Regions from separate parts of the Homo sapiens genome. Here region 1 is linked to region 2. A link is a loop called in an ENCODE intact Hi-C map of the cell type or tissue named here. Cell type or tissue: GM12878. All regions are shown on one strand. Links, peaks and the distances in the headings refer to the core of each region. The heading gives the core; the rest is flanking DNA.

Evidence for each region. Peaks named below come from ENCODE experiments on the same cell type or tissue, not always from the same donor. Only the 100,000 strongest peaks of a DNase experiment are listed, where the experiment ranks them.
Region 1: a loop joins it to region 2, with 7 times the contacts of the local background. A loop is called at or near these places in 6 of 110 quality-filtered maps.

What each region holds. Positions count from the first base shown.
Region 1 is chr3:112,403,377-112,412,786 of GRCh38, reverse strand. LOC105374041 (a long non-coding RNA gene) reads left to right here and starts at 8,372. Exons shown (of 4, transcript XR_924334.3): 1 at 8,372-8,434. The region is part of intron 1 of LOC124909408 (a long non-coding RNA gene); the gene reads right to left. RefSeq lists an enhancer at 5,984-6,506. In GM12878, for the core only: no CTCF peak of the experiment used is centred there; DNase peaks (open chromatin) are centred at 4,766, 5,033 and 5,466; H3K27ac peaks cover 1,830 bases.
Region 2 is chr3:112,514,633-112,525,514 of GRCh38, reverse strand. It overlaps the pseudogene OR7E100P. Among named protein-coding and RNA genes, the nearest start is that of BTLA, 21 kb to the right of the region's middle. RefSeq lists an enhancer at 3,087-3,587. In GM12878, for the core only: a CTCF peak has its summit at 5,923 (motif pointing right); a DNase peak (open chromatin) is centred at 5,924; H3K27ac peaks cover 1,030 bases.

The DNA.
Region 1 (9,410 bases), core at 3,387-8,386, 110 kb after region 2:
TCATACACAAAAATCAACTCAAAACGAATCAAAGTTCTGACTATGAGATCTGAAACCACAGAACTGCTAGAAGAAAACAGAGAGCAAAAGCTTCTAGATGTTGACCTCGGCAATTGTTTCTTAGATATGACATCAAAAGCACAGGCAACACAGCAGAAATAGACAAACAGAACTACATAAAATGAAAAAGCTGCATGACAAATGAAACAATCAACAGAGTGAAAAGTAACCTATAGAATGAGAGAAAATATTTGCAAGTTATGTATGTGATACGGGGCTACTTTAAAAAAATATATAAGCAGTTTCTAAAACTCAATAGCACAAACCAAATAATCTGTGTAAAAAAATGGGCAAAGGACTTGAATAGAGAAACATTTCTCTAGAAAAGACATACTTCGATGGAGGAATTAATATTGTTAAAATGTTCATAACACCCATATATCATGTACCATAATAATATGTAAATAAAAGGAGAAACTGGATGCAGGATATATAAGAACACTGTACAGTCTTCTCAATTTATCTGTAAATCTAAAACTGTTCTAAAAGATGAAGGCTATTTTAAAAATAATTCTGTAAAATTTTTAAAATTGACCATTTTAAAATTGATCATTGACATGTGATCCATTGACATGTGACCAACCCTTTTTTGATAATCAAATATTTCAATATTATGTTTTTACAATTAAATTTATTTTATGTAGTGTTTAGTTTTTTAAATAATTGCTCTATTAAATTTTATCTGATATTATTTTATATAAAATTAAATATGCTTAACTATAATTGTTAAACAGTAATTGTTTTATAAGGTGACTTAGACATGTCTGGAGCCTGAGGAAAAGAAGCCAGTAGAGAGACTGCTATAAAACCCAGGAAAAGGAATAAGGGGAACAGAGACACATGGGGACTAGGAGTGAGCTGTCGAAAGGAGAAGGGCCATCCTCAGAATCGAGGGAAAGAAGAGAGGATAGGAGAAGAAGAGAAAAATGTGATTGTGCCTATGCTTGAATGTGTCTACCATGGCATGTCCTCCTGCTTTGGGGACATAAACGTCTTGCTCTGCATTCCTTTGTGAGAATGGCAGTAACAGAGGAAATGTCACTGTGCCCCAGGAATAGCTTCAGAAGGCTCTAGAATTAGATCCCGAGGCATGAGGTCATCATATGCTTGGAAGTTCCAGTGAGTTGAAGTATTTGAAATACAGCACTGATTCTGTGGGCACTGCTGCCTGGCTTAGGCATTGCAAAGAGACTGAAGCATGTGGGGATTAGTTTAATACCCCAAAACTTTGCAGCTTTGGGAGCAGCAGGACACAGCAGCACTTTAGATAGGAAGGCGCTCTTCTCATAGTCAGTATTGGCAAACATGGTCATGTGGAGGTATTTATTACAGGTGGATCTCAGGCATGAGATATATCAACCTCAAAGAATACCTGGGAAACCTTCTAGATATGCTTCAAGAAATTAGAAGAAATCTTGACTGGGGGTCAGGGAGGCAGGGTCTGACCAAGTTCCAAGTCAGGCATGGGGAGATGAACAATTGGCAAAATTTAGATTATCAAGGTTAATGTTACCATGTTTTTACCCACAGGTTCATGAGATTAGAGGCCCTTTAGACAACATGAATTTCAGCTAGTTATTTTTAGCTGTTCATTCCTAAAATCAAAATCACCCTTCAGCATTTGTTACAGACACTTAAATCCTAAATTAGAAACAAGAATACAATTGGCCAGGCGCGGTGGCTCACCCCTGTAATCCCAGCACTTTGGGAAGCCGAGGCGGGTGGATCACGAGGTCAGGAGATCGAGACCATCCTGGCTAACATGGTGAAACCCTGTCTCTACTAAAAAATTAGCCGGGCGCGGTGGCGGGCGCCTGTAGTCCCAGCTACTCGGGAGGCTGAGGCAGGAGAATGACGTGAACCCAGGAGGCCAAGCTTGCAGTGAGCTGAGATCACACCACTGCACTCCAGCCTGGGGGACAGAGTGAGAATCCATCAAAAAAAAGAAACAAGAATACAATAGCACAATTCATGTGACAACCACATGTAGGTTTAGTGATGTTTGTTCTCTGTGAAGCTAAGCTATCTCAGCTAGGTGGTTGAGGACATTTGTACTGTCTGGACTAGGCAGAGGTGAATATGATTGAATGTGTAAGACAGTGCCAATTATGTACCATATATAGCTGTGTGTGTTTCCTTCTGTCTAAAATATCAACCTATGCTTGCCTTTAATCTCATCCTCAATTGCAATGCTCAAAACCCCTCCTAGTGTCATTATATTGTCAAAAAATACTCTGAATCACAGGTTTAGAGAGATAAAAATTCTAACTTCTCTTAAAGAAACAACGTCTGAAAATCTTTTCATTTGTGTTGTTCCACATGAAATGACTTTAAGTGTTGAATGTGCACATTATTCCTACATTCTGAGACTTAGATTTATAGCTTATGAGTTGTCCTTCTAAAGGTATACTCTTCATATGCCAGTGACTCCCCAGCTTATACAGCAGTTATGCCTTATTGGTGAGGGATGCGTTCAAAGACTCCTTGTGGATGCCTGAAACCTGTTACCAAACCCCATATATCTCTAGTGCACATCTAAATCTGTGTTTAGACGAACAGAACCAGCTTTGTACCCGATTATCTTCACCAAGATGTCTGACTTACGTAAATCTCAAACTTGTCGTATTTAACACAAAGTTCTTAATTTCCTTCCTTTTTCAAGCCCACTTCTGCTGTGTTTTCTGTTTAAGTAAATAACACTCATCCATTTAGTTATGTCAAAAACCTAGGAATTATCCATGACTTCTCTCTTACTCTTTCTGCACTTTAAATGCATCAGCTAGTACTGTCTTCAAGAATGTATCCTTTTTACCCAGTCCTCGCCATCTCCTTTACTATCCCCCTTGCCCAAGCCACTATACTTTCATCCTGCTGTGGAAGCAGTTTTCCAACCCTCCTTACTCTCCTTTTGACCACTTAATATACATTCTTCACTAGCCAGAACAATCTTTGAAAAATGTAACCTACCATATGTCACTCCCCATTTGAAATGTTCCTATTGGGATTTTAAGATGATATTAAATACTCATTTTCTCAGCTCTCAAGTCTGGATTCAATTGAGAGGCAGACAGATTTGGGCAAATGAGATAAAATATTTGTTTTGTATTGATAAATGGTTGGATTGGCAGATATTGCCTTGTATTGAGTATGGTCGTAAAGACATCACTAATATTTAACTTATCTACCTATTTATTTTCCCTCACTTTGAAGTGTGGTTAGAATTTGGAGGAAGCAATTTCATGAAGGTAGAAATAAGATTGCCCTCATAAAATATGTTATGTCCTCATAAAATAAATATTTATATATTATATATAAAATATATAAATTTATTATCTGATCCTTCCCAAGAGAGATTCCGCACCTCTGGTTGCCCTTAGGCTTAATCATTAAGCCAGAACCATAAAGAGAACAAAAAACATTACCTGTGCCCAACGTTTTATGGCCTTTGTCACTCCTCAAGTAGTCTCTCCAAAGGAGGAATGTCTGACGTGGTAAGTAAGTTTGAGAGGAAACTGGATTTTGTTGGATCCACCCCTTCTGAAGTCTCTTGTTGTCTTCCTCCCTCAAGAGATGTCTGCCCTATTTTCCACTTGTTTGGAAACTATCTCCCCTGTCTGGTGTCCTTGCAGCTGTGCATCTGTCAGTCTGTGCTGGTAAGCTTTCTCCCTCAAAAACCGACTTGATGTGCTTCTCTGTTCTTATAATATCTGGCTCATATACCTGCATTTCACTAACCTAACCTATATATTATATATAATTTTGTTGTTTATATGTTCATCTTTTATACCTCACTGAGTTCCTTGAGGGTAGGAACAGTGAGTTGTATTTTTTTTTGTTTTTTTGTTTTCTTTTTTTTTTTTTGACTCCATGTTCTCAGAACTCTGGCACAGAGTAAATACAAAATATTTCTTCTTCCTTTCTTCCTTCCCTCCTTCTCTCTCTCGTTCTCTCCCTCTCTCTTTCTCTCTTTATTTCCTTTGTCTATCTTTTAAATCACCAAAACAATACTTTGTATGCAGTAGGTATTTTCCTGCCTAGTACATACCCAAGTATTTTTCAATATCGTTGCAAAGTAATTAGTCTTAGAATTCCCACCTAGATTTTTAGAGGGATTTAAGTCTGATAGTGTTGTCTATATAATGTGAAACAATGTTATTTTACTCAACTGTAATGTAATATCAACAGTTTGTTATATGTATCTGTTTGCACACTTTATGGACACCTCATATTTTGAGATATCTGCCATATCTCAAATGTTGTAAAACCTATCTTAAGTACTAAACAAATGACTGATACAAGCATGTTTTATCTCGATATCTGAACACTCCTCATTACTTATAATCTATATCACCAACATTAATTTTCTGTCTCTCATTTGTTCATGCTTGTTTACATTTGGTAATAGCTGGACAAGTATTAACCAGGTTGGAAGTTATGTTTAAGATGGTGAACTGATTAAGCAATAAGTAAATGTATGAGCCTATATAACTAAAAAATCTGAATATTTAGCTTTTGGAGCAGCTGGATGAGAAGCTTATATATATCTGTTATCAGGACCTAGACAATTTTTCTTTAGGTCCTACTTTTGTTTTCTTTAGGTCTACTTTTGTTCACCTCTAATTAGGATCCATTCTTAGTTATGCTCTGTCCTTGTAGTTGCAAGATGACTGCAGCAGCTCTAGAACACTTATCTTTAAAACTCCACACCCAGGAGAAAAGGGAAAGTCCTTGTCTCAGAAAGTTCTAAGAAAGTCTTAGAATAGAATCTCACAGATCTTGATTTCACAGACTTGGATCCTGTGTCCATTCTGGAATCAAACTGTGGCCAGAACAAATAGCGATTAATAAAATGTATTGTTAGAATGAGGATTTGGCCAAAAGTGCACTCCCAGAGCCAGGTATGAAATCAACTTTATACATATAGAAAGGTAGGAGAAGGGAATCCCCCAAAACAAAATCAGAGTTCTGTAACCACAAGATGAGATCTTGATTACAGGTGGTAAACCCAACAAATGTTCATTATAGATGTCCTGATACATTGTATGGTCTCGGTAGTACATATGAAATTCACTTTGGGGAATTCACAGAAAGAGGCAGCCTTTCTCAGGAGAATTAAACTGATGTTTGGAAAGATGCCCATATGAGGGAAGAGAGAGACCTCTCATATTATTTTATATTGTTTTATACTCAGTACCTGTTTTAAGAAAAAACAACAAGGAAGTAAAACCAAAGACAGGCAGCCCGGCGTCAGGCCCAAAACCAGGCCTGGGCCTGCCTGGCCTAAACCCAGTAGTTAAAAATCAACTCATAACTTACAAACCGATGTTATTCATAGATTCCAGACATTGTGTGGAAGAACACTGTGAAACTCCCTGCCCTGTTCTGTTTCTCTCTGACCACCGGGGCATGCAGCCCCTGTCACTGCCTGCTTGCTCAAATCAGTCACGACCCTTTCATGTAAAACCTTTAGTGTTGTGAGCCCTTAAAAGAGACAGAAATTGTGCATTTGGGGAGCTCGGATTTTAAGGCAGTAGCTTGCCAATGCTCCCAGCTGAATAAAGCCCTTCTTTCTACAACTCGGTGTCTGAGATGTTTTGTCTGCGGCTTGTCCTGCTACACATAGACTGCTGATTAGGAAAGACCATCCATATTAAAAGGGCATTAACAGGTAAAGAAAACATTGGTTTCCCATATGAATCAAAAACAATAATAATAAAAGCAGATGCCTCAACTATCAGCCATTGATCCATCACTGAGCTGTCTCTTAAGAGTGCCATCTCCTGGGTGACAGCAACAGGACTCATTTATTTAATTTGATAATTGTTAATGAAGTTAATAATACTGTATTGTAAATTTGAAATTTAATAAGAGAGCAGACCTTTGTTTTTACCACATACACAAAAGGTAACTATGTGAGGTGAGGGATGTGTTAACTAACTTAATTTTGGCAATAATTTCACAATGCATATGTACATCAAAGCATCATACTATACAACTTAAATATGTACAATTTTATTTGTCTATTATACCTCAGTAAAGTGGGAAAAAGTATTAGTTAAACAGTATTATGAAAGCCTGAAGGCCTTCTATGTTGTAGTTGGCACTCTGTTAGGTGCTAGGAAAAGACATATTTTTTTAAAGGATAACCCTAGGAGCCAAACATAGGATAATGATACTAGTGCCCAAAGAGACCGGCTCCATCAAAGACAAAGCTCAGAAGATGCCTTGAGGCTAAAAGAATTGCTGTCCTTGGCCAGGTGCAGTGGTTCACACCTGTAATCTCAGCACTTTGGGGGGCCAAGGTGGGTGGATCACCTGAGGTCTGGAGCTCAAGACGAGCCTGGGCAACATGAAACCCATCTCTACTAAAAATACAAAAAATTAGCCAGGTGTGGTGGCACATGCCTGTAATCCTAACTACTCAGGAGACTGAGGCAGGAGAATCGCTTGAACCTGGGAGACAGAGGTTGCAGTGAGCCGAGATCATGCCCCTGCACTCCAGCCTGAGCAACAGAGTAAGACTCCATCTCAGAAAAAAAAAAAAAAAAAAAAGAATTGCTGCCCTTAAAGGTGAAGCGAGTCTCTTGTAGAGCTGATCACCTGGCATTTTGAGCTCTTTCAGAGGTCATAGACCTCTGGAGAGAGAAACTGAGACACGTAAGAGGGTGGAAACGACTCAGTGGTGACACACTGAGGAGTCCTGCCCACAAGCAGCACACACTGATGCATCACCCAAAAACCCTAGGCCACAGCTCAGTTCCTCCTTTTAAGAAAATAAATAAATAAATAAATATATACATAAAACCAGGAAACAATCTAAGAATGAGGAGAAAACAAGGAGAATGACCCACTTTTGTGCACTCCATAGGTTTTACGGCACCTTTACTTGCCAGAGTAAAATGGAAGTAATACAGTCTTTGTGCACATTTAGATTAAGGAAAAAGAGCCCTAAGGTGGACCTGTAAACTATAGAGTTCCCAGGTCCCCTTTTTCTGTATTTTCTTTTCTGCCTGCTTTAAATCTGCTGTTATGTTTCTGCTGAGATAAAAACCACTGTTTGGATCTAACAGGTTTTGTTTGTTTGTTTTTTGCGAGCTGGCAAATTTGTATTTATCTCATGGCTAAAGTACTGAAGTAAAAGCTGTAGAAGCTGTGTGTGTGTGTGTGTGTGTGTGTGTCTGTATATGTGTGTTTGTATATATTTGAAGGCCTTTATAATAGACTTCTATAATGTTATGTTCAATCGGCAATTAAATCCATTTTAATTTCCCTCCAGCTCACCAGGCTTTCTCTTCTTACACTCTTTTTTTTTTGAGTCAGAGTCTCACTCTGTTGCCCAGGCTGGAGTGCAGTGGTGCCATCTCAGCTCACTGAAATCTCTGCCTCCTGGGTTCAAGCGATTCTCTTGCCTCAGCCTCTCGAGTAGCTGGGATTACAAGCGCACCAGCACACCTGGCTAATTTTTGTACTTTTAGTGGAGACAGGGTTTCACCATGTTGACCAGGCTGGTCTCAAACTCCTGACCTCAAGTGATCCAACTGCCTCGGCCTCCCACAGTGCTGGGATTACAGGAGTTTGCTGGCCCACTGGGCCCTCTTCATACCTTATGATGTAAATTTTGTTATCTGATTTTCACCTGAGTTGTTTCCTCTAAAATGCAAATTTAAGGCTATTTAGCTGACAACTGCCCAGGGTGAGCTTAAAAAAAAAAAAAGGAAAAAAAGGAGGTCTTTATGAATCTATAAGATGTACTTCTATCAGCATGCCTAATACATCTATATATTTATTTGTTGTGTACACAATATTTCACTATTAAAAATATATAAACGAGCTCTGATTAATTGGATTAAAAAATAAAAGTGCTTAAATCAGATACTAAAGAACAAAGACTAGTTAAATGCTTTTTCAAGTTCAAGTGAGTTAAGTAAAATCTTTAATAAATAAGTTGGCTTTAAAATTATTGGTAAAATAATATTAGAAATGTCTTAACAATTTGCCAGCGTACGTTTTTGTTGGCATTTATTAATCAAGCATTTTCATACTTATTCCTCCTAAATACTATAAGGTGTCAAAACTTGGCATAGGGGTTACAAAACTATTAACCCAGCCCAAAACAGAATGATCTCCACTTTCATAATCTTTAATAAATAAGACATGAGTATTGATTTAATCAAAATAGTTACATCTTAAATTTAGTAAGATTACTATAACTTCTAATCTTGTGGTTTTAGGCGGTCTAGTTCACAGGCAATAAAGTTTGTTATTGTCTTTGTTTCAAAGCTAAACTATAAACCAGGTTCTTCCCAAAGTTAGTTCGGCTTACACCCAGGAATGAGCAAGGACAGCTTGGAGGTTAAAAGCAAGATACAGTCAGGTAGGTCAAATCTTTATAATCTGAAGGTTTAATTTAGAAAGTTATATTAAATTAAATAATAGATATTTCATTAAGTATTTTCCAATAAAACTGTATTTGTAGAAAAACATTCTTTCTAAGAAAAAAGTGTGCCCTTTAAAAAGGTGAACAATTTTGTCTAATTCAAAGCTTATTTAGAGGTCTTGTATAAAACAAGGTAAAAGGAACCAGGAAATAAAGGAGATGTAAAGAAAGTTATAAAAATAAAGAGGTAGGTTTTTTTTTGTAAGAAAGCTTAAAGAGAAATAATTTTATACGAGAAGAATCTTGTATGGTAAATTTAGTCCTAGAGTAAAATGACTGGTTGTTTAAGAAAGGAGGATGTTTAGGACAAACCAGAAAGTCGAAGCATGGTCTATGTAAGTCACAATGAGAGGATTAAAATACCCCCAAAGCCCCAAAAACTTTTATATGATCAACTTGTCATATTATTATTAAGTTTTGATTTGTTAGGAAAAAAACTGAGTTGAAAAACCTTTAAAAAATTAGGGTTATTACATCTGTGTGTCTCTCTGTATGTGTGTGTGATTTTTTGTTGTTGTTGTTTTGATACGGAGTCTTGCTCTGTCACCCAGGCTGGAGTACAGTGGTGCGATCTCAGCTCACTGCAACCTCTGCCTCCCGGGTTCAAGCCATTCTCCTGCCTCAGCCTCCCAGGTAGCTGGGACTACAGGCGTGTGCCATCACACCTGGATTATTTTTGTATTTTTAGTAGAGACAGGGTTTCACTATATTGGCTAGGCTGGTCTCAAACTACTTGTGACATTGAGTTATAGGGCTCTGACTCCTGGGTCTAAAAAGGACACCAAATCCACTAAATTTTAAACACTGACAGTAATTAAAGCCCCATCTTCAGGCCCTGTAGAAGATGCCATCAAAATAAACTGCATTTCTGAAACACAGAGCCGGAAATGAAAGCTATTCAATTCCTCAAGGC
Region 2 (10,882 bases), core at 3,612-8,611:
CTTAAAGAGAGAAGAACATTTTTATTTGCATTTTATTTTTTCTGAAATGAGTAGGCCATATTTTACTGAGATCACGGATTTGTTATATATTACATTTTGGTTTTCTAACATTCTTCAGTGGATTTGCTCTAAAGTATGTACAGAAAGAGTTGAATAGCAAAAAAGTAAATCATGTAATAATTCTGAGATTTCTGGGTTTGTCACAACTGAGAAATATTGCTGACGGTGTATGGTCCTCAAATGTGAAAATGTTCCTTGTGAATTGCTTGTATCCAAAATATACACACAGCATTAAGGGCTGGTTTTTATCTTTTATTTTTCCAATCCTCTTTTCTTCTCAAAAAAAGAGGTGTCCAAGTCACACAGAGCCATAGAATCTCACAAGTGTCTCAGAATTCCTTCTCCAGGGACTCTCAGAGGATCCAGAACTGCAGCCCGTCCTCGCTGGGCTGTCCCTGTCCATGTACCTGGTCACGGTGCTGAGGAACCTGCTCATCATCCTGGCTGTCAGCTCTGACTCCCACCTCCACACCCCCATGTACTTCTTCCTCTCCAACCTCTCCTGGGCTGACATTGGTTTCACCTCGGCCATGGTTCCCAAGATGATTGTGGACATGCAGTCGCATAGCAGAGTCATCTCTTAAGCGGGCTGCCTGACACAGATGTCTTTCTTTGTCCTTTTTGCATGTATAGAAGACATGCTCCTGACTGTGATGGCCTATGACCAATTTGTGGCCATCTGTCACCCCTGCACTACCCAGTCATCATGAATCCTCACCTCTGTGTCTTCTTAGTTTTGGTTTCTTTTTTCCTTAGCCTGTTGGATTCCCAGCTGCACAGTTGGATTGTGTTACAATTCACCTTCTTCAAGAATGTGGAAATCTCTAATTTTTTCTGTGATCCATCTCAACTTCTCAACCTTGCCTGTTCTGACGGCATCATCAATAGCATATTTATATATTTAGATAGTATTCTGTTCAGTTTTCTTCCCATTTCAGGGATCCTTTTGTCTTACTATAAAATTGTCCCCTCCATTCTAAGAATTTCATCGTCAGATGGGAAGTATAAAGCCTTCTCCATCTGTGGCTCTCACCTGGCAGTTGTTTGCTTATTTTATGGAACAGGCATTGGCGTGTACCTAACTTCAGCTGTGTCACCACCCCCAGGAATGGTGTGGTGGCGTCAGTGATGTATGCTGTGGGCACCCCCATGCTGAACTCTTTTATCTACAGCCTGAGAAACAGGGACATTCAAAGCGCCCTGTGGAGGCTGCGCAGCAGAACAGTCGAATCTCATGATCTGTTCCATCCTTATTCTTGTGTGGGTAAGAAAGGGCAACCACATTAAATCTCTACATCTGCAAATCCTGCCCCTTAGTCCCATTATTTTTGTTGCTTGATGGCTTTTATTCCTTTCCACTTTTCCTATGTGAATATTGCTTTTTTCATTATGTCTTTGACTGGAATGGGTGAGTATTCTGGGATCTTTTGTGTAGCATAAACCTCATGACTGAATCCTCTATACCTGGGCGGCCTCCTTTAGTTTCTGAGCAATAACCCTGTCATCCATGTGGAATCACAACCATCTTTTTATATACAGGAAGTCCTCACTTCATTTTGGAATTCCCTGAAAATTGACTTTATAGAAACAATGTACAGCCGGTCCTCCAACACCATTGTTTTGTTCAAAGTTGTTTAGTTGTAATGTTGATGAGGAATAAGTGGTTTCACTATCCATAATTTTGCTTAAAGGTGAAGTTTCCAAGAGACTTTCAAAGATGTTAAGTGAGCACATACTGTACATCAAATTCATATCCTCTTCCAGAGTTCATGTGGAACTTCTTTATAAACTGCTTGTAGAGAATCTATTTAGGCAGATTATGTGTAGAGATCCATGTCACGGGTCCTCAATCTTGGCTTTGAATCAAATCACCCGGGGCACTTACAAATGATGAGGCCTGGGTCTCATGACCTGAGATTCTGATTTACTTGCACCTGTGTGGGTATGCGGATTTTTTTTTTTTTTTTTTTTTTTTTTTTTAAAGCACCAGAGGTGGTTCCAGTGATGAAGTTTTTAGAGGCATCAAACCAATGAGTAAGAACAGAAGTTAATTGTAATATGATTTCTTCAAATATTATCTTCAAATGCATTGTTCTTCAACACCATACAAATTTTTATTATGCTGTTTTTTCTTACCATTTGGCATTTTCTTTTTTTCTTTTTTCTTTTTTCTTTTTTTTTTTTTTTGAGACAGAGTTTCACTGTTGTTGCCCAGGCTGGAGTGCAATGGCATGATATCGGCTTACTGCAACCTCTGCCTCCCGTATTCAAGCGATTCTCCTCTCTTAGCCTTTCAAGTAGCTGGGATTACAGGCATGCACTATCACACCCAGCTACTTTGTTTTTTTTTTTTTTTTTTTTTTTTAGTACAGACTGTTTCTCCATGTTGGTCAGACTGGTCTTGAACTCCCGACCTCAGGTGATCCGCCCGCTTCGGCCTCCCAAAGTGCTGGGATTACAGGTGTGAGCAACAGCGCCCAGCCACCACTTAGCATTTTCATTTTACATTTGTTGAAGTTATAGATTTATACACCCATTGATTGCTGTTTTATTATACACTTGCATATCCATAAAATGGGAAATAGAAAAGAATAAAATGGGCACAGTATCCCTAAAGTTTCACATTCTGAGACATTTTAAAAATATTTGCTTTTTAGAAATTTGTGTCAATTAAACTGGTATACACATACAATGAAGTATTATTCAGCCTAAAAAGGACTAAAATCCTCTCCACTGCAGAAAAAATGGATGAGATTTCAGGTCTGTATATTAAGTGAAATAAGCCAGGAACAGAATGACAAATATTACATGTCCTCACTTACATGTAGGAACAAAAAAGAAAATCTTGGCCAGGTGTGGTGGCTCAGGCCTGTAATCCCAGCACTTTGGGAGGCCGAGTTGCACGGATCACTTGAGGCCAGGAGTTCGAGACCAGCCTGACCAACATGGTGAAACCCCGTCTCTACTAAAAACACAAAAAATTAGCCATGCGTGGTGACGCGTGCCTGTAGTCTCAGCTACTCGGGAGGCTGAGGCCCAAGAATCCCTTGAACTCTGGAGGCAGAGGTTGCAGTGAGCCCGGATTGTGCCTGTATACTCCAACCTGGGCAACAGAAAGAGACTCCATCACACACATACACACAAAAGGAATCTCAGGAAGGTGGAGAGTATAAAGGTGGTTAGCAGACGCTAGGAAGAAAAGGGGTGGGATAGGGAATGAAGAGAAGTGGATAATTGGGTCCCAAAATACAGAAAGATGGAATAAGTGAGTTGTAGTGTTTGCTAGTACAGCACGAAAATTTTAGTTCACAAGAATTTCTTGCATACTTCCAGATGCTTTGGTAAGAAGCTTCCTAACTTTCTCATTATGCTGGTTTTTAAGTTATTCTCTTTCTGCTCCTGAAATCATGCTGGTTTTTTGTTTTTGTTTTTTTGAGACAGAGTTTCACTCTTGTTGCCCAGGCTGGAGTGTAATGGTGCGATCTTGGCTCACTGCAACCTCTGCGTCCTGGGTTCAAGCGATTCTCCTGCCTCCACCTCCTGAGTAGCTGGGATTACAGGCATGCGCTAGCACGCCCAGTTAATGTTGTATTTTTAGTAGAGACGGGGGTTTCTCCCTGTCGGTCAGGCTGGTCTTGAACCCTTGACCTCAGGTGATCCACGCACCTCAGCCTCACAAAGTGCTGGGATTACAGGCGTGAGCAACCGTGCCCGGCCCATGCTGTATCCTTATCTGTTGTCTGTTGTTGTTTGTTTGTTTTTGAGCCCAGGAATAACTTCTCACCTATATGTTCAAATGATTTTTAACATGAGTGCTAAGAAAGTCCAGCAATCTCACTACTGGGTATTTATCCGGAGGAAAGAAAATCTATGTATCAGAGAGATTCCTGCACCTTCATGTTTATTGTAGCACTGTTAAAAATAGTCAAGATATGAAATGTCCATCAAAAGATGAATGGATAAGGTGGTGTATATACACAAAATGGAATTCTACTTGGCCATAAAAAAGAATGAAATCTTCTAATTTGTGGCAACATGGATGAACCTGGAGGGCATGTTAACTGAAATAAGATGGCTCAGAAGGATAAACACCACATGTTCTCACTCATATGTAGGAGCCAAAAAAACAAAAAAGAGCTCATAGAGAGTATAATTGTGGTTTTTAGAGTCTGGGAAGGGTAGTGGGGAAGGAAGAGTAGTGGGGAAGGAAGAGTAGTGGGGAGGAGAGGATACGGAGAAGTTCGTTAACAGATACGAAATTATAGCTAAAGAGGAGGAATAAGTTCTAGTGTTCTGTAGCACTGTAAGGGAAATATTGTGTATTTTTTAAAAAGCTAGAAGAGAGGATTTTTATTTTGAATGTTCACATCATAAATGTTTGAGATAATGAATATGCTTAATTACCCTGACTTGATCATTACACATTGTATACATATATTGAAATACTACTATATATCCCATAAATATGTAGTTATCACATGGCAAAGAAAGAAAAACAATGAAATATTAATAGGCAATTTACAGAAACCCAAAAGTCCAACGAGTGTGTAAAGATACTCAAACTTATCAGAGAGATATGTATTAAAACAATAAGATGCCTCTTTATCTAGTGAAAAATTAGGCTGGATAGTTATTAGCATTCAAAGAAATGTGAAGGTAGAGGAACTCTTGTGCACTGCTGATAGGGTATAGACCAGCACAGCCATTTTAGGGAGTAACCTGGCAGTATCGAATCCAATTGAGTATACCTCACTCCTGAGTTTATACCACAAAAGAATACATGCAGAGGACCTTAAAGGATTGTATAGGAGGATGCTCACTGCTGTGTTGGTTGTGGTGGCGGGAGTTGGAAGTAATCTGGTCTCTTACTACTGATAGACTTACAAAGGATTATGCAGCAATTAGAAAGAGATACACGTGAAACAACATGAATAGATCTTAAATATAGATCTGAATTTTTAAAAGTTATTTGTAGTTAGCTCTACCATTTTTATTTGGTTACCTATATGGCAACATAAATATAATATCTAAACCCAAACTCCTGGTTTTATATCTGCTGCCAAAAAAGTAACTGCCACAACTGAACTAACAATTAAAACCCTTGCTCCTCTAATAATCTTTCTCATCTCAGTTAATGCCACTACTCTCCTCAAAATTTGTCCTGAGCCAAAAATTTTAGGAGCCATCTTTTGTTCCTCTTTCTCTCTACACTCACTCCACTAACACATATCCCAGCTCTCAGGAACAAGCTCTGTCCTCTCTACCTCCAAAATACATCCTGGTGCATAGGATTTTCTGCCCTGAAGTAGCACCTCATGTGATTCCAATGCAGGAGTTTCCTGAATCACACTTTGAGAAACTCTGAAAACATGCTCTCCTGCTCTGTTGAGGAGTAAGCTTTTCCTTTTTGGTAATTTTAGGAAGATAATAATTTTTGGCTTTTTAGAATAAAGATCGTTGTGATTCCATTGTTAATAATCAGTGAATCAAAAGATCCCAACTAGTAATATCATTCCAGTTTTATCACCAACACAGCTGACAGATTGAAAGTTTAATGAACAGCAAGTAATTAAGGCCTAGGCTTTAGAACCAATATTTAATTCCCGGGTCTCTTACTTTTAGTTGTGTAACCTTGGTTTGTTTATTTACCTCTGAACCCCCAGGTTCCACATCTACAAAATGAGAGAGCATTATCTAGCCATAGAGTTGTTAGGAGGATTTGGATGTAAAGCATGTGGCACAGTGCTTGACCTCAACATGGCTGCTGCTAAAATGACAATAATGATAATAATCACTATTGCTGTGACTACTACCACTACTAGAACTTCTAGTTTTGAGGCCACAGATACTAAGAACATCCAGCAGAGGGCAATGGAACAGCACAAGATTTAAGTTAGTATATGAGCCTACTGGAGATGTGTCACATTTACCAAGCATTATTTCTACTTTTATATTTCTTATTTTAATGGAAAGAAGAGATGGATGTTATTGATGGACCTCTTTTATATTTGAGATTCTCACTTCCCCAATTATTGAAGAATGATGGTACATCTATATCTATACAATCCTCGCTTAGAACTTGCAATCTCAATCTCCTAATGTATTAGTCTGTTTTCACGCTGCTGATAAAGACATACCCGAGACTGGGTAATTTATAAAGAAAAAGAGGTTTAATGGACTCACAGTTCCACATGGGTGGGGAGGCCTCACAATCATCACAGAAGGAGAAAAGGTATGTCTTACATGGCAGCAAGCAAGGAAGAAATGAGAGCCAAGCAAAAGGGGAAACTCCCTATAAAAATCATCAGAACTTGTGAGACTTAGTCACTATCACAAGAACAGTATGGGGCAAACTGTCCCCACGATTCAATTACCTCCTACCTGGTCCCTCCCACACATGTGGGAATTATGGGAGCTACTATTCAAGATGAGATTTGGGTGGGGACACAAACCATATCACCTAACATCTTTCAAATTTTTTAAATTTAAAAAAAATTTTTATAGAGACAGGGTCTTCTATGTTGCCCAGGCTGATCTAGAACTCCTGGGCTCAAGTGATCCTCTCACCTCAGCCTCCCAAAGTGTTGGGATTACAGGTATGGGCCACTGCACCTGGCCCTCCTAACAGCTTTGTCCCTTACCCCAATGTCCCCCTTTCTAAATAATGAGAGGAGTGGAATAAATATTTGGTTTTTAAGTCCTGTACCCAAGAGCCATTGGTGCTGTTGAGCTGCATCAGGGCTGTCAGGGATAAGTAGGAAGGCTCCACTTCTCTCCCCACCACTGTCTACCAAAGTAACTCAGCATTTATCTGTTTGATACATTGGATTTTCTCATAAGATTTTATTTTGGAAAAAAAAAAAGTTAAAAAATAGATGCTCACAAATGCCCCTTCTGCCTCTATCCAAAGAATCTAGTTTGCTGGGGCCTTTGTTGTTGTTTTAACAAATAATAGTATTTCTTATCTAGCATTTTTTAACATTTGGCCAGTTCATCAGTTGCAAAATCAGTTATTGTGTCTTTCTTAATATGAAATGATGGAATACAATCAAACAAGTAAAAATATCAACATACATTAGCAAGAAAAAATTTTGTTCTTTGTTCCAGCTATGTCTGTCTATGCATACTGGGTAGAGTGGTAAAATTAATTTCATATTGTAGATTGTGAAAAATTTGAAATTTTGAAAGCCACTGCTATATATATATTGAAAATTTGAAAGCCACTGCTATATATATTGATACAGTTTTTGCTTTTATCACTGTATTAATCTGCTAAGGCTGCAATAACAAACTACCACAGATTGAACAGAATGGCTTAAACAACAGAAATTTATTTTCTCACATTTCTTGGGGCTAGAGTATAAGAAGATGTTAGCATGGTTGTTTCCTCTGAGGCCTCTCTCTTTGGCTTGTAGGTGGTTGTCTTCATGTTCACATGGTGTTCTTCCTGTATGCATATTGTTAAAGAAAAAAATTATTTTATAATGCTTGTTGATGGGCATTTGGGTTGATTCCATGTCTTTGCTGTTTGTGAATAGTGCTGCAATGAACATATATGTGCATGTATCTTTATAATTGAATGATTTATATTCCTTTGGGTATATACCCAGTAATGGAATTGCTGGGTCAAATGGTATTTCTGGTTCTATGTCCTTGAGAAATCACCACACTGTCTTCCATAATGGTTGTTCTAATTTACATTCCTACCAACAGTGTAAAACTGTTCTTATTTCTCCACAGCCTCACCAGCATCTGTTGTTTTTTGACTTTTTAGTAATCACCATTCTGACTGGTGTGAGATGGTATCTCATTGCGGTTTTGATTTGCATTTCTCTAATGATCAGGGATGTTGAGCTTTTTTTCATATGTTTGTTGGCTGTACTTCTTTTGAGAAGTATCTGTTCATGTCCTTTGCCCACTTTTTAATGGGGTTTTTTTTTTCTTGTAAATTTGTTTAAGTTCTTTGTATACTCTGGATATTAGACCTTTGTCAGATGGATAGATTGAAAATGTGGTACATATACATCATGGGATACTATGCAGCCATAAAAAGGAACAAGATCATGTCCTTTGCAGGAACATGGTTGGATCTGGAAGCCATTATCCTCAGCAAACTAACACAGGAACAGAAAACCAAAGGCCACATGTTCTCACTTATAAGTGGGAGGTGAACAGTGAGAACACATGGACACAGGGAGGGGAACAACACACCCTGGGGCCTGTCGGTGGGGGTTGGGGGAGGGAGAGCATCAAGAAAAGTAGTTAGTGTATACTGAGCTTAATACCTAGGTGATGGGTTAATAGGTGCAGCAAACCACCATGGCACATGTTTACCTGTGTTTACTTATGTAACAAACCTGCACATCCTGCAGGTTATGTACCCTGGAATGTAAAATAAAATAAAAAACTAAAGTTCAGATCTTGAAATTGTAAAACAGAGAACATAAAGCAAACACACTTAATATGTTACAAAGAAAATGAGAAATGCAAAAATAATAATAATAATAATACTTATTAAAGCACAGTGAAGAAGACTTTATTCAGGACCATTGCAATAGGTATAGGTAACACCACAATGAGATTTTGCAGCCTGGGAGAAAGATTGGACTTAATTCCAAACACAGCATGGGCAAGTGGGAATTTATAGCCAAGGAGCAGGGTGGGGGTCAATGGATGGAAAATTACTAAAAGGAAACATCAGGGGTGAGGAAGATTTCAGCTAAACCAACTTCACAGGATTCTTGCTAAAAACAGAACAAGGTGATTTATTACCTGTGGGATAGTGGAGGATGAGGAACTTGATCAGATGTCACGGTTGATCAGCTACTGGGGGAGAGGGGTTCTTACTAAATGAGTTTTTGGATAAAGCAGATTTTACAAGGAGGTGCACAGATGGGCCTAGGAGAAGGTTAGGGAGCCTGACTGAAGTTTGGTCAAGTTAGAATCTGTGTCAATATCTGTACAAAATTCCTCTTCTTACAAGGACATAAATCATATTCGATAAGGGCCTACATTACTGACTTCATTTTAACTTAGTTACCTCTTTAAAGACCCTATTTATAAACATAGTCACATTATTAGGTATTGGGTATTAGAAGTTCAGCATGAAATTTGGTGTAACACACTTCAGTCTATAATGATCACATAAAAAATCTTGGAGATCAATCCATACAAACACATAAAGGCTGCTTCATTTTATTTCATTATTGGACTATATTTCCTTCTCCTTCTGTCTTACTCCCCCCTACACAACCTCAAATAATAATTAGTGCTTTTGTAAAGGATTATGAGTTCATTGTAAAAATTGCAAACAAGTACAAAGAAGAAAATAAAAAATCAGGTTCATTATTATCTCTTGGAGCTAATATTTTTGACATTTTGATGAATATTCTTTTAATGAGCCCTTTGTGTCTAAATACATATATAGATGTATATGTTCATGAATATATGTAAATGAGTATATGGATATGTATGCATTAACCAAAACTGGGATTGTACCATTTATGTATTCCTGTAATCCTCGTCACTAAACAATATGAGGGGACCGTCTTCTTTAAGAAATATATTAATAGATCTATATTATGATTAACAATGCTTACCTAGTATTTAGTTGTATGGATGTTCAATTAATCATCTAACAGGTCATTTAATTTGCTTATATTTTTTCTGTTATAATCAAGACTTATGTCTTGATTACATCTTTGCACACTTGTGTGATAATTCCCATGGAGTAAATTCTTGGAAGTAAGAATACAAAGTTGGCAGCCACTTTACTATTTTAATATATACAATAATTTTAAGCTATCTTCTAAATAGTTTATACTAATTTATACACTCACCACAAAAATTAAAAAAACATGAGTTCTTATATATCTACACTGTCACTAATAATATTAGAATGTATTATTTAGCATTTTTAAAAATAAAATTAGTTTTTATTTGCACTTACAAGTGAAAGCATCTTTTCTCCCAACATTTTATTTACAACATACAACAAAGTTTGAATTCATTTTACAGCAAACACTAATGCACACCATCTTGATTCTACCATTAACATTTTACTATAGTAACAATATAACTATCCTTCTATCTGTACCTTTACCCATCCATTTAATTCATCTTTTAAAATGCATTTTAAAGGAATTTACAGGAATCCATACACTTTACCCAAATTGCAGTTGACCATTGAAAACACAGGTTTGAAATGTTTGAAATGTGCAGGTTGACTTATATGTGGATTTTTTTCAATACATATATTGGAATTTTTTTTGGAGATTTGTGACGATTTGAAAAAACTCAGATGAACCACTTAGCCTAGAGATAACAAAAAAATTAAGAAAAAGTTATGTCATGAGCATATAACATATAACAAAATATAAAAAGTTATTTATCAAAACTGACACAAGCAAACACACACCATACATGGTGCAATTTGAAGTTCAGAAAAATATAAACAAATGTAAAGGCAGTATTAAACTACACAAAATTAACTGTAGTACATACTTGACTCAGCTGAGTGACCAGAGGCCTTGTGGGTGTATCTGGGCAAGGGGTTAGGGGGGTTGAACCCCTGTGCAGCAGCCCTACAGGGAAACACCCAACAAAAATTATTTTTTAAAAAGGCTCATCCAGGAAATGCATATAAGGGCTGGTCACCTGGCGTTTTGAGTCCTCTCACAGGTCATAGACCTCTGGAGAGAGAAACTGAAACACTTAAGAGGGTGAAAATGACTCAATGGTAACACACTGTGGAGTCTTGAGTGCAAGCAGCACACATCACCACACAAAAACGCTAGGCCACAGCTCAGTTATTTTAAGAAAA